Regions from separate parts of the Homo sapiens genome. Here region 1 is linked to region 2. Evidence: chromatin contacts called from ENCODE Hi-C or POLR2A ChIA-PET data. All regions are on one chromosome and are shown on one strand. Each heading gives the region's core, a stretch centred on a gene start or an enhancer-like site at or near the end of the contact. The rest is flanking DNA. Distances are from core to core; before and after follow the strand shown. Region 1 holds the start of TFAP2A-AS2 (TFAP2A antisense RNA 2). Region 2 has its middle 170 kb from the start of TFAP2A-AS2.

The links. A loop is a pair of places that touch in the nucleus more often than their neighbours do. ChIA-PET counts read pairs that join two places held with the same protein, here RNA polymerase II (POLR2A). Pooled maps may share reads with other maps.
Region 1: a map of MCF 10A shows a loop between it and region 2 (4-fold over the local background). The contact joins the promoter of TFAP2A-AS2 here to the enhancer-like site in region 2. A Hi-C loop is called at or near these places in 5 of 168 maps with a recorded cell type or tissue (A673, MCF 10A, PC-9 and 2 more) and 2 of 50 pooled maps. POLR2A ChIA-PET finds 5 or more read pairs at or near these places in 4 of 52 experiments (A549, A673, BJ and 1 more).

What each region holds. Positions count from the first base shown.
Region 1 is chr6:10,402,925-10,409,143 of GRCh38, reverse strand. It overlaps TFAP2A-AS2 (TFAP2A antisense RNA 2), which reads right to left and starts at 4,642. Exons shown (of 1, transcript NR_145448.1): 1 at 1,217-4,642. TFAP2A (transcription factor AP-2 alpha) reads left to right here. Exons shown (of 7, transcript NM_001372066.1): 3 at 2,300-2,351; 4 at 4,405-4,636. RefSeq lists enhancers at 4,361-4,470, 4,281-4,898, 4,694-4,988, 4,901-6,100 and a silencer at 4,601-4,980.
Region 2 is chr6:10,234,443-10,240,858 of GRCh38, reverse strand. No RefSeq gene overlaps it. Among named protein-coding and RNA genes, the nearest start is that of TFAP2A-AS2, 170 kb to the left of the region's middle. Within about 2 kb of position 3,023, at least 3 of the 41 ENCODE cell types and tissues checked have a DNase peak (open chromatin) inside an H3K27ac peak, as active enhancers do; they include mammary epithelial cell, where a contact is called at or near this core.

The DNA.
Region 1 (6,219 bases), core at 3,393-5,892, 170 kb before region 2:
ATTTACTATTTACAATGCAAACCAGGCTATTGATAATTTGAAAATACTTTCTGGAATTAAACTTAAACCAGTACCTCTGCTTCAATTCTATATATTTATGGTTTCCTCACAACCCTCCTGAAATGGAATTAGAGCAAGCCAATAATTTTATTAAAGCTGTAAAGGCTTCTGTTAAAGCTGCTTTTCTTTGGAGAGGAAATGTATCTGGATGTGATTTTTACTAAAATGCTATTTCAAATTACTGCATCAAATATTGCAGCAGTATGTCCGTTGACAGTTTAATGATTACTACATTAGATTGTAAGGAAAATGGTCAGATGAACTTACCTCCTTGCTTGGTGAATTTAAAACATTATTTAAGTTCCGTAGGAAAATAGAAAATTTATTACATCTCTCATTTGGCCCAGTTAGTCACTGAAATTTGTTGGTTATGTTTAGCAGCCCTTGCATGGAAGGCAGGAAAGTGGGCACTTGATCCAGTATAAGGTTTAGTGAGCACTGTATGTCTGTATATGTGTGTTCATACTTACATGTTTTTAGAAACTGATACTTAACAGTGCATTTTTTTGGAAGTGAGAGGAGCACTAATTTATATAAGAGCAATTTAAACATGAACTGGGAGTTATGATTATTTTAGTTCCCTTTCCCAAAGCACTCTGAATCTTTTCCTTGCTTGTTCTTTGAAAATATTTGAATTGCAAAATAATGTTGCAAGCTTTTGGAACTACTGTGAATGAGAATTGCTCTACTTTGCAAAAATTTCAAGGTGAATTCTTAACACCTGTATACTCACTCTTTGTGGCAAAATTGGTCAGTAGGAGAAACTAACTAAAAGATTAAACAAAAACAAGGAAACCCAGTTGCTGTTTTTCCCTCTCCCTCCCCCATCTTTTAAGAAAAAAATTCTTTCAAAGGAATTTGGGTCAAGAAAAAGGTTGTTTTCAATTTTTTCCCATTGCTGCAACAGTTAACCTTTAGTAAGTATAACTGCTAAATATTTAAGAAAATCAAATCGATGGTGAAAATTATTTAATCATTAATATCTCAGTGGGGTTTTAAACTTAACAGTCTTCCCTGTATGGACAAGGTCTAGAAATAACACAAATAAAAGTATTATGCCACACTACATTTACTTTATGGGTTTAGGGTGCATGCATAAAGGGATCATATTTCCCCATATAGTTAAAACACAAGAACTGCAGCAGTAGTCATTTCTGAACATTTCTCAATTTAATTATACTTAAATCCAGAAGCACTTTAGGCAAGTTACAAATGAGAGCATTGAGTATAATAAAACCTGTAATAAAGCAACTTAGTACCATCCACCCGGAATCATTGCGATCAGGCACAATTAACAGGAGCATAAATCCAAGACAGAATGGAAAATGTTCGAATCAGTATTATTGTTGGACAAAGACTAGAGAAGGAAGCAATAGTTTTTTAAATGGTAATGCCTGTGTTTGGTAATGATTGCAAAATCTTCTATCTCAGCAGCCCTGGTGCTAATTTGTAAACACAGCCAGACATTATATTGCCTGTCAGTTTCTGCATTAGAAAACATGACTTCATTTTACTTTCTAATCACGTTTTGACTCTAGTGCGCACACGTATACCCATCCATCTGTAAAAAAAAAAAAAAAAAAGAAAAGAAAAAGAAAAACACCCCACACTAACAACAAACCTGCTGTTGGACAACAGGAAAGCAAGCTCAAAGGTTTTTTGGTTTTGGTCATTTTCATATTCCTATCATACCCAGGCTTAGGCAGTAGTCTTTCTAAAAATTTATGTGGAGTTTTCCATAAAGGTGTGTGTGTTTGCTCTTTATTATACTACCTAAACCTTTTCTTTTCCAACACTCTCCTGTTACTCCCGCCCCTGTCATTTCTATTGTGTTTCCCTGGCTTTCGCTGCCTGAACACTGGAATTGCTAAAGTCAGAAGCCGCTGAGGCGCCAATCTAAAGCTAGGTACATTTCTAAATGTTGAACTGACTGAGAATGATTAGGTGCTCCAACACTTGATTTAATTTCCAAAGAAAGTTTTATTCCCCATCTCCACCCCTTTTAAACATGGATTATTTGCTGGAGGAGGAGAAATTGGCCATGGGTGTGCAGTGAAACCTCTTGAGTTGCAAAGCCCCAAATTCCAATAAGCCAAGATGAGATGTTTATATATAAATGTCATTATACGGGAGGGGGAATTTTGATTCTACACCTTCCCCTCCTCCCATCTTGCAGGGAATATTCATTTCCTTTTGTTTTGATGATACACTTACATCCATGTGTATCCTTTTGTTGCAGCATGTAGAAGACCCGGGTATTAACATCCCAGATCAAACTGTAATTAAGAAAGGTAAGCCATTTCCTTCTGCATTCCAAGCATGTCCTTACAGGCAGAGTGCTATTTAAAAGAACTTGCAGAGATGTGTTTATTTTTTCCAAATAGGATTTCCTAAAGGCTCAGAATTAGCAAATAGATAGGCACAGAACAGCAATGCTTAAATAATCAGCCTTCAGTATGTTGGTAATGCCAACAGGCTAGCTTTGTTCTGACTCATGATTTGACCATTTAATTTAGTTTAATGATATTTGGACAAACACACAAAATGTACAGTAGTTGAACTGATTTGGAAGTGGCATTTCAATTTTGAAACAGTTTGATAGTTTAATCCATTGCCTGGATGAAGGTTAAGAAGTGTATAATGCTAAAATAGTACAAATAATTTAACATTAATGTAAGAACAGATGATAAGAAGCACTCTTTAGTAGAGGAAAAAAACATTCATGTTCTTCAATTTAGTTTCTTGTTAGCTGTTTAAGGGTCTTAGAACTTTGTGAATTAGGTTAACAAAATTTTAGCTTTTGGTTAAAATTAGTATCTTGAAGATGGGAGGAATATTAGCATACTTGTTCAGAGGAGAAATTGTTAGAAAAGTGTCAAGTGATTTGCATGGATTTGTAATCTGTATTGTGTTTAGTGAGTAGAAATAAAGTTTACTGAATTAAATGCTATTCACTCTTGGTAGCAGCTTTTTTTTTGGTTATGGTGGCAATGTTACATTTCAGGATTCTAGGCACCACCAGAGGACGATGCTATATAAAACTGTTCTCATTTCTAACCCCAATCAGTATATTGTTAGCTAGTTTAAAGTTTCATTTTTGCATCTGTGAAGTCTTTGTCACGTCAAATTAGATGTGCAAGGGATAAATCTTAAGAGATGCTCTTTCCAAGTCGACATGATAATTGGCTCTTTTATTAGTAATCTCTCAAGAGTTCGTTTAACTCCTATTGTCTCTATTAGCCTCCCCAGAGCTATTAATGTCACAAGTGATCTATCCAAAACCTAGAGCCCCCCACCTCCCTATACCTCTAGCATATCCCCATTAAAGAACGCATAAGGAACACTGTGATGAGATTGTGTGCATATGATGTCTCCAAATGGAATTTTAAAATACAATGCATACTGTACTTAAATGGTTGTGAATGCATCTGAATTACACTGGTGCTGAGAAACGTAATGCATTAGTATACTTTCTGCAGGTCTTCTATTTTTTTTTTTTCTAACAGTGGTGAGTCCAGCAATAAAGAGCTTATGGTTTTAACTAGGAAGTATATATACCCACTTTCCCAATAAAGGCGCTTTAGCAGAGGACTGTTAAGTATTTACTTAACAAAAGGGCACATTGCTAGTATTCCACTGTAGGCCTGTTCTTCCCTCCCCACTCCGCAGTTCAAAACTGGCCTTGGAATGGATCTCCAAAACTGAGACGTTTTCAAAATTGAACATAGGAAAGGGCCTATTTATCAAAAAGACGGGACGTGTGGTGTGGACAACAAAATCCACCACTTCCCAGCGTGGTGCCTCAATTAAAACGCTCGTTTACAGGGTGCTTTAGCCATCTAAATTGTCGGCTGATTTTAATAATGGGTCTTTGAAGCAGTTTTTCCCCGACACTAAAACCCCACCCAGCAAAACCCCTGAAGTACAAGTAACTTGCTCTCGGTTTGCAAATGTAATTCCCTCCCCTGCACCCTGAACCCGTGGTCCTGGACCTCATCTGGGGCCCACTCCGCTCGGATGCTCAGCGCCTCAGGGGTCACCAATTTCACCACCCATCTCTAGAGAGCACCCTTGACGGCGAAGGGGAAAGGGTCAAGGCAGAAACGCAGGCCAGGCTGGCTGGGGGAGGGCAGGGCCGCCTCCCGGCCGCCGGGTGAGGTAGGGAAGGGCTCGAGCCCGAGGAAGGGAAGTAGCAGAGCCACAGAATTTCAGAGCCGGACGGAAAAGCGGGGACTGTGGCCCAAAGCCTGGGATCCGGCCCTGGCCGGGATGAGGGCCGGGGTCGGGCAGGATTTGGGGGTGATCCACGACGCCCAACACGCGGCCTCCCCTCTGTCTCCGCAGGCCCCGTGTCCCTGTCCAAGTCCAACAGCAATGCCGTCTCCGCCATCCCTATTAACAAGGACAACCTCTTCGGCGGCGTGGTGAACCCCAACGAAGTCTTCTGTTCAGTTCCGGGTCGCCTCTCGCTCCTCAGCTCCACCTCGAAGTACAAGGTCACGGTGGCGGAAGTGCAGCGGCGGCTCTCACCACCCGAGTGTCTCAACGCGTCGCTGCTGGGCGGAGTGCTCCGGAGGTGAGGCCCGGCACGGCCCCGCCCGCCCCGCCCCGCGGCCGGGGGAACCACTGCGCTTGCGCCGGGGCGGTGGCGGCGACGCAAACAGGCCTCGCGCCGCGGCCCTCCCTACGCGGGAAAGGAAAGGGGGCGGGGAGAAGAGCGTAGAGCCAAGTGGGCGGGATCTGGGGGCGGGGGAGCGGGCGATGCGGCGCGCGCCTGCGCTCTCCGCTGCTTTCCCGCGAGCGAGTTCTGGTGCGCGCTTCGTTCGCTGCCGCGCGCTCGCGGAGTCCTCCGCTCCGCCCTCCTCCTCGCGCAAGCGCAGCTCGCTCCGCCGCGGGCTCAATCCCGGCCACTGCAGCCGCGGGGCGCCGTACAGCCACCTTTTCCCTCTTCGCGCACACCTTGCAAGCCCAGGAAAAGTTCCTCTCAGGCTCCTCGCTTTGCCTTACCTCTCTGAGTAGGGTCTCCGAGGGTAACCGGTCGTGCCTTGTATAGGGTTTTAATAGAATGGCTTTTAACTAAAGGAAGAGAATGGTTGTCCTCTTGAGTCCGCACGCCATGCTTTCCGGTCGCTGTCATCTCCAGACCCCCATACTATAGGCGTTTGCATATGATGATGATTCCCAATTTACTGAGGCCCTGATGTGTGCCAGGCTGCGTGCGAGCATGTTTACGTGCATTGTGTGTAGTCACTACCAAGGAATGCATCTGTTACATACATAGCCAGGGATTCTTACCTCACCCCTGCGAGGTTTGAGTGATTCATTTAGTAGATAAGATTTTATAAGGGTCAGCAAGGTAAAGCACCTTCCCTTAGGGCAGTTTTCTCCCTGCTGTGGGCTTCCTACCCCTAGGATTCCACTGCACGTTGTGAGTTGTGGGGCTTGTGTTGAACTTACCCGGATAATGTTTCTTCTCTTCTTTAATAATACTGAGAACTTCATTGTTTTGACTGTTATTCATTTACTTATGTGTTGATAGACCCACAGTTCCTTTCTAGTGGCTATATCCCGCACAAAGCCTATAAAGATCATTTTTTGGAAGGGTTTAACATCAACCATTCTAGTCTTTTCTTCCTCCTGCACAGTCATTTTGCTTTCCCTTTGTAGTCTTTCACTGACACAGATCTTTTCCTTGCCCTCTGCTTTTTCCTTCCCTTCCCCCATCCCCAATATTGGAGACTGTTTACCTAGGGGAGTATAATCTAATCCACACAATTAAAGAGCACTTGAGTAGGGAATAAAATCTGAAATTAATTAATTTGCTGTTTTATTTAAACAATTTATCTTAACCACTTTCTGATTATGGGATTCTATTTAGACATCTGTTTAGAACTGCCTCCATTGTCTCTGAAATCAGTGAAACTTTTAGGGCTGATATCAGCTTTTGACATTTCCAGTTAGGCTGGTGACATGGCACGTAAACAGTTGGCGAAACGAATTTCCCTTTGGGGCTAGAGCCAGAGCAAGAAACGTGAGAGTGATGATAACTTTGGTTACTCGGAACAACCTAACAGCATATCTTGCAAAGACAGTTTTAAAGACCCCATTGGGATTGGTGTGATTGTAACAGCAGAGAAAATATACAGGAATCAGTTGAAC
Region 2 (6,416 bases), core at 1,774-4,273:
TATTGGCTCAAGAAATTGAAAAGGTCAACATTCTAGGAAGCCTCAGAGTGCTTTGATCAGCTCCCCAGCTCTGTTTCTTTGAGATTATTTTTCCTTTGCCTTCTTTTGGTGGTTGGTTTCATCCTCAGTTTGGATTCTCTCAGAGCGGGAAGTGGCTGCAGCAGCTCCAGGCTTTTTATGGGCAAACCATGCCTTCCTAGAGGAAGAGAGAATTGCTTTTCCCTCAACCACTAAACAAAATCCTGGACATCCCTAGGATTAATTTAGCATGGGTTACACGCCCCTTCCCGAACCAATAATTAAACTGACCAGCACAGGACCATTGGGATCCACCCTGCAGATGGGACACCAAGATACCCGATCTCCATGATTGAAAGTGATGGGATGGGAGGGAGGCTTTGGGAAAATTGACAAGGTCCATTACAAAAGCAATATATTTTATTCTATGACATAAATAAGACATTCTATTCCAGATGTATTGCTTTCTAGTTTACTACTTTAATAGAGGATGAGGAGGGATATCTTTGAGTGGGGTCAAAATTATCTCCCTAAACAGTTGAACTAACAGTAGGCTTAAGCCTAACATTTTATGCCACTTAGCATGTCCAGTCAGTCAATTACAACAGAATGACTGATTGAACCAATTGTGTATAGAGCTTGCCTTCCTGACTCTTTCGGGCCTCACGATAGTTGCTATTATCTATTAATATTATGCTAGTTATTCTCCACAATTTATTCTATTGACCTCTGACAAGGTAGATACATCGACTGAGGAAGTACAGGCGTCTCACAGGAGTTAAGTAACTTGCCTACAGTGACACAGCTAGGGAAAGGCTGAGCAAGCCTGGACTGGGACCCAGGTGCTCCTGCTTCCAAGAAAAAGATGCCCATCCTCTTCCCTCTTTGTGCAGGTGCTGCCTCTTAGGGAGCTGTGAAACAGGATTCAGGAAGAATACTAATCCTGAGTACCACCTAATCTCTTATTTCCTTGTTTCTGAAGCAGAAATGAGAAAACCCACCAGTTTCTTAGAGATTCAACAAATGGCGAGTGATATTTAAACATCTACAATTAAGAAATATTTCTATAGCAATAATAAAAATATTAAAATGTTGAGCAGCACCAAACTTAACAGCCAAAGTCTCGGAGACCAGGGAGGGTATCTCTAGAGCTATAGAAGGCACTGTTGATGGGCTATCTCTCCACATCATCTTCAGAGGACAAAGATACAGAAGCATCACCCACTGATGAGGTATGAATACAACTTTATGTAACTTTTTTAAACTTAGGGAGTGGGCAACACTGACTAAAGAAATGGTCAAGAAATAATAGCAGCTAACAGGTTTATATAATTAGCAAAAGCAAGGGTGCTAGTTATACACTAACAAGTTTAATGTGAAACCCTAGGGTTTCACATTAAGAGAATCCCACTGAACTGCCCCCTTTCAGTAGAAAAATCTTGCCTGCTGAGTGGTCATAACTTCTCTTCCAGGGGAATCTGTCCTCACTCTTTACCCCTCATCTTTACATTTCCTAGATCATGGTCTAGAAAATGTGATGAGGCAATTTAACCTAATGGATTTGCAACTAATAATATTAATGGCTTTCAGTAGAGTGATTGGTGGGTGGGGGAAAGCCTAATTCTCATCATCTTTTGAATGTGATATCTGCTTTGAGATAACTTCAGAGTTTTAAAAAAAGCCTGCTTTATTTGTTTATTGAAGACTTTCCTTGTCAAAAGCTTCTCTACTCAATGAATATAATATTTTGGGGGAAGTGGGAGAGAAATGAGATGTTATTCTGGCCTTTCAGTTTTCCAGAATACCTGGCATAGTTAAGGAAGAATGAGAGGAAGGGCTTCAGAACATCCGGGCACCTTCCAGAGATGGGAACCAAACTGTAGGTGGGCTGAGTGACTACTAATTGCCACAAGGCTAGAGAGAAGAGGCACTTTCAGCCTTCTTCAATAAGTTATCTAATCTGTGAAATATTTTCCCAGCAACCACAAGACTGATAAAGTAAATTAGTTAATATGTTGTCATTAGGCTGAGACATGGGACAGCCAGGAAGGTGGGGATAGGGCAGAGTGCAGAGGTAACGCGCTTTCAATGAGCTGATCGAAAAGAGCCTGGATTTCAGAACGTTGAATCCTAGGAGCTGGATTGGCTGAGAGTGGAGGGGTCGTATCTGTGGACCTGGTGCAAATGTGAAGACACAGCATCAACATACTTAGATGACTTCATGTCATATGTCTGTTGTTTAATTTTTCTGAAGTAAAAGTGTTGCACTTAAACTTGAAGACAGTAGGGGCCAAATTGGCTGGAACTTGCAGGGCTTCAAAGGATAATGTTAAGAACTTGGCATTATTTGAAAATGCTTACAAAGGCCCTAGGGCTTTTTTAGGACATTAAAAAAACCCGTAAAACAAAAACAAAGGCCAACTTTAACATATATATGTTAAACATATATATTAAGCATATGTATATTAAACATATATAGTTATATAATATGTATGTATTATCTATGTTAAACATATATGTTAAGCATATACAATACATATATATGTATTATATAATACTTTAACATGTCAAGCATATATAATGTATAATATGTATTATACATTATATATGTTAAAAGTTGGCCTTTGTTTTTGTTTTATGGTTTTTTAATATATATGTTTATGGTGTGTATATATATGTTTATGTATATATATGTTTATGTATATATATGTTTATGTACATATAATGTATATATATGTTTATGTTTTTATATACATATATGTGAATTGTTAATTTGGCCTGAGATGCAGATATTGTTAAGCTTCAAAAGAACAACCAAACCCCAAGCTAAGTTCCTTAGGTCTTTCATTTTCCCTAGAAAAAAAAGGCACAGTCTTCAGTTTAGGACTGGGAATATTCACCTCACCCTTCGGATTAAGCTGGAGTCAGCCAGAAAGGAAAGGTGTGACTCAGTGATTTGGTGACTCAAAGAGAAGTTGTGCTTGCCATCTGGCGCTCCGAGGGGAGGTGAGGCCTCTGTCCACACCCTGCTCGTCACTGGCCACTCCTCAGCCACAGCCTCTTGTCCACTCAGACAGGCTCTCAGACTGTGCTTCATGTCCATGCCAAAGCATGGCTTGTGACATTTTATCTTCTGACATTTGATTTTGTCCCTTGTGAAGGGGATAGGTATGATTTTGAAGAATTAGTTTCACCATTCCCAGTTGCCTTTTTGGAGTGGAAAGAATTGAAAGTACAGACAGTCTGGTACTATTAACTTGAAGACACGACTTAGGCTCAGAAAGATTTGGCTTAATTCATGGCTTATTAGCTGTGTGACCTCAGGCAAACCACTTAACGTCTCTGTGTCACAGGTCCCTGTGTATAAAATTAGAGGTTTGCACCAGACGGATTCTAAGTTCCCCTCTGGCTCTAAAGATCCCGAGCCAAACCCAACAGGAGATATATTTTATTTTTATTTATTTATTTAGTTTGAGATGGAGTTTCGCTCTTGTTGCTCAGGCTGGAGTGCAATGGCATGATCTCGGCTCACTGCAACCTCTGCCTCCTGGGTTCAAGTGCTTCTCCTGCCTCAGTCTCCTGAGTAGCTGGGACTACAGACACGTACCACCTGGCTAATTTTTGTATTTTTGGTAGAGATGGGGTTTTGCCATGTTGTCCAGCTGGTCTCGAACTCCTGACCTCAGGGGATCTGCCTGCCGCGGCCTCCCAAAGTGCTGGGATTACAGGCATGAGCCACCATGCCTGGCCCCATAGGAGATACATTTTAGACCAACGGAGTCCTGCCCATTCCTGCCTTAATGGAAGACCCAGTTTTGCATCCTTAAGAGTAGCGAACAGTACCTGTGCAGGAGACAAAGGCTGGGGAAGGAAGGGATTCTAGTCTTCACTCTTGAAGAACATGAGGAACTTGTTAGAAAAGATGAGTTTTATACACCTTAATTTTTCTGGATTCCCAGGAACACTACATTTTTGACTGATCTTTGTACCTTCACTTTTTTTCACAGAATCAATAACCTTGTCCCTCTCCCTCTAGCAATCCCACATAGAAATCCACTCCTAAAAGCTCACACATGGAGTGATTTCTAATCTCATTTCCTATATACTAAGTCTCATTTTTCAAATACACCCTCCCAAATCCCTTTGGTTCCTCTCTGGCCCCTCGACCAACATTGTAATGGTTGGAAGTCACAGACAAGCCTATTTTCTCTCTTCCATTCCTATGATCAGCCTCCCAACTACTCACTCGGTGATTAAAAGCGAGTTAAAATTTGGATCTAAGAATCAGCTAACATTGCTTGAACATGTATGCACTTCTAATTACACACGTTTTGCTTTTTATTTGGCCTTGATTGACTGACACCTGAATCATTTCGCTTCCCAGGGATCTCTGTCTTCCCTGCCCAAGTAGGGAATGCAACCACATTTATATGAGCTTTAGATGCCTCTACATAAACTCGGGTTTCTATATGGGATGCAGTGTTTGGAGAAGTTAAAGGCCATCTCAGTTGTCGTCGTCGGGTTGTTGTTGTTTTTAATGTAAATCATCCATAGAACCTTGAGAGCAATTTCAGATACCGTACAGTTTCACCAAGTCCTTACCAGTATTTGTGTCTATGTGGGACACTGTGCTCCAGGAGCATTTGTTCTGAATGACTGGGATTTCTGAAAGCAGATGCCATTGTAAAAATGTGGCTCAGGATAGCTCTACTTATTTATCAATGCTTTCATGCAAAACAAATAAATCAGTTAAAGACAGCATGCTTTGGGCTTCTGATTAGATCACAGAAGTATAAATATCACAGGACTTTTATGTGTTTGCATGATGTGAACCAGCAAAGTTCTTTCCTCTGATCCTTCATTTTTAATGTAAGCCTGTTTAGAGAGGCATGCTATTTCTCGCCACTGTTCTTGCTCAATATACTGCTCTCTGGTTTGCATTATTTGAATAAGTAGGAGGTTTACAGATCAAATAAAAATAAAAATAAAAAACCCCATCAACCTTTGACAATTCTGCTCTTCATCGTTGACGGCAAGGAATGCCTGTTTTCAACCGGGCTTCAGGAATGGGTAGTGTGGAGGAATTTTTCGGACAGTATAAACTCAGCCCACCAGCTTCCCTTTCCAGGATTCAGACCACTTCACAGTCTAGCAAGCTCTTCTTTAATAATGGAAGTGTGAGACTCCCAGGTCGGATTTAAGCATTTAAAAAATATAATGGTTTGCATACTGTGCAGTGATTTGTAAAATGTGAATGCCTACAAAAGCCGTGGTTACCCAGCATAACATTATCTTATTTTTAGTTATACAACCAGTAAAACAGCTGGAGGTCTAAAATCATGGCCTAGCACTAAATGCATTACTACATTTTATCCATGCAGTAAGGGCCTGTCCTTTTTGCTAGACGATAGGAGAAAGTGGAGTGATTACTGGCAAATTAACACTTCCAATTTTAATAGGGAAGCAAGGCCTACATAAAAGCATCGGAATTAGAATCTATGCCAGTTAGCTATTGTACCACATATAATATGCGCCAAGATCACACTAATATACTACTGCATTTTATAATCAAATGAACCTTTATTCATTAGTCAAGAGATAATATCTACTCGAGTTGACTAAAGAAGTAACCAGCAAAATATTTTACTTTATAGCTTCTTAACATAGTTAATAGAATCATATTGGCAATAGTAGCAAAATATAATTGCCACTTAGCCGTGCTTGTTTTTGTTTTTTTTTCTGTAAAAACATAAAGTAGTGTGGTAACACCCCATCCCCTTTATCTGTAAAACCAATCTTTTCAGCTTGGTCAGTATTTTCATATAGCAGACCCAGAAAATATGAAAATATGCAATTGCTGATATTGACTTATATGACTACAAAGATGGCAATTTCCTATAATCCGATTTAGAGTGTTTGCCCACAAAACATACACACAAAAACACAAGCATGCACATGTTTGTAGTTGATACATTTATTTGTTATAAGAATTGTGAATTTTGAAAGTAAATATTCCTGATTTTTTTCCAGTACTATTTCCTGGGTGGTTGTGTCTGGGAGTTGCATTCTCCATCTTCTGCACCCTTAAGCCAGACGATCATACAATAAATACAAACAAAACATGTTTTTATTCGTTATAGAAAAATGAGAATGAAAGCATTTTTGCTACATTTACTGATCTGAATCAAAACATACTAAAACAATCTCTCGACAAGACCTATGGACTCTTCTCCATGCCTACAAACAGATTCTCCTGTCCAATACCTCTTAGAAGGAAATGATGAAGTTACTGGTACCTCTGCTTCTGTTCAGCCATTTGCTGAATGCCTTGGCCCTTGTCATCACACAGAGTGGCTTCACCTCTGGAATCTTAAATTCAATTATCCTGTTTGACCACA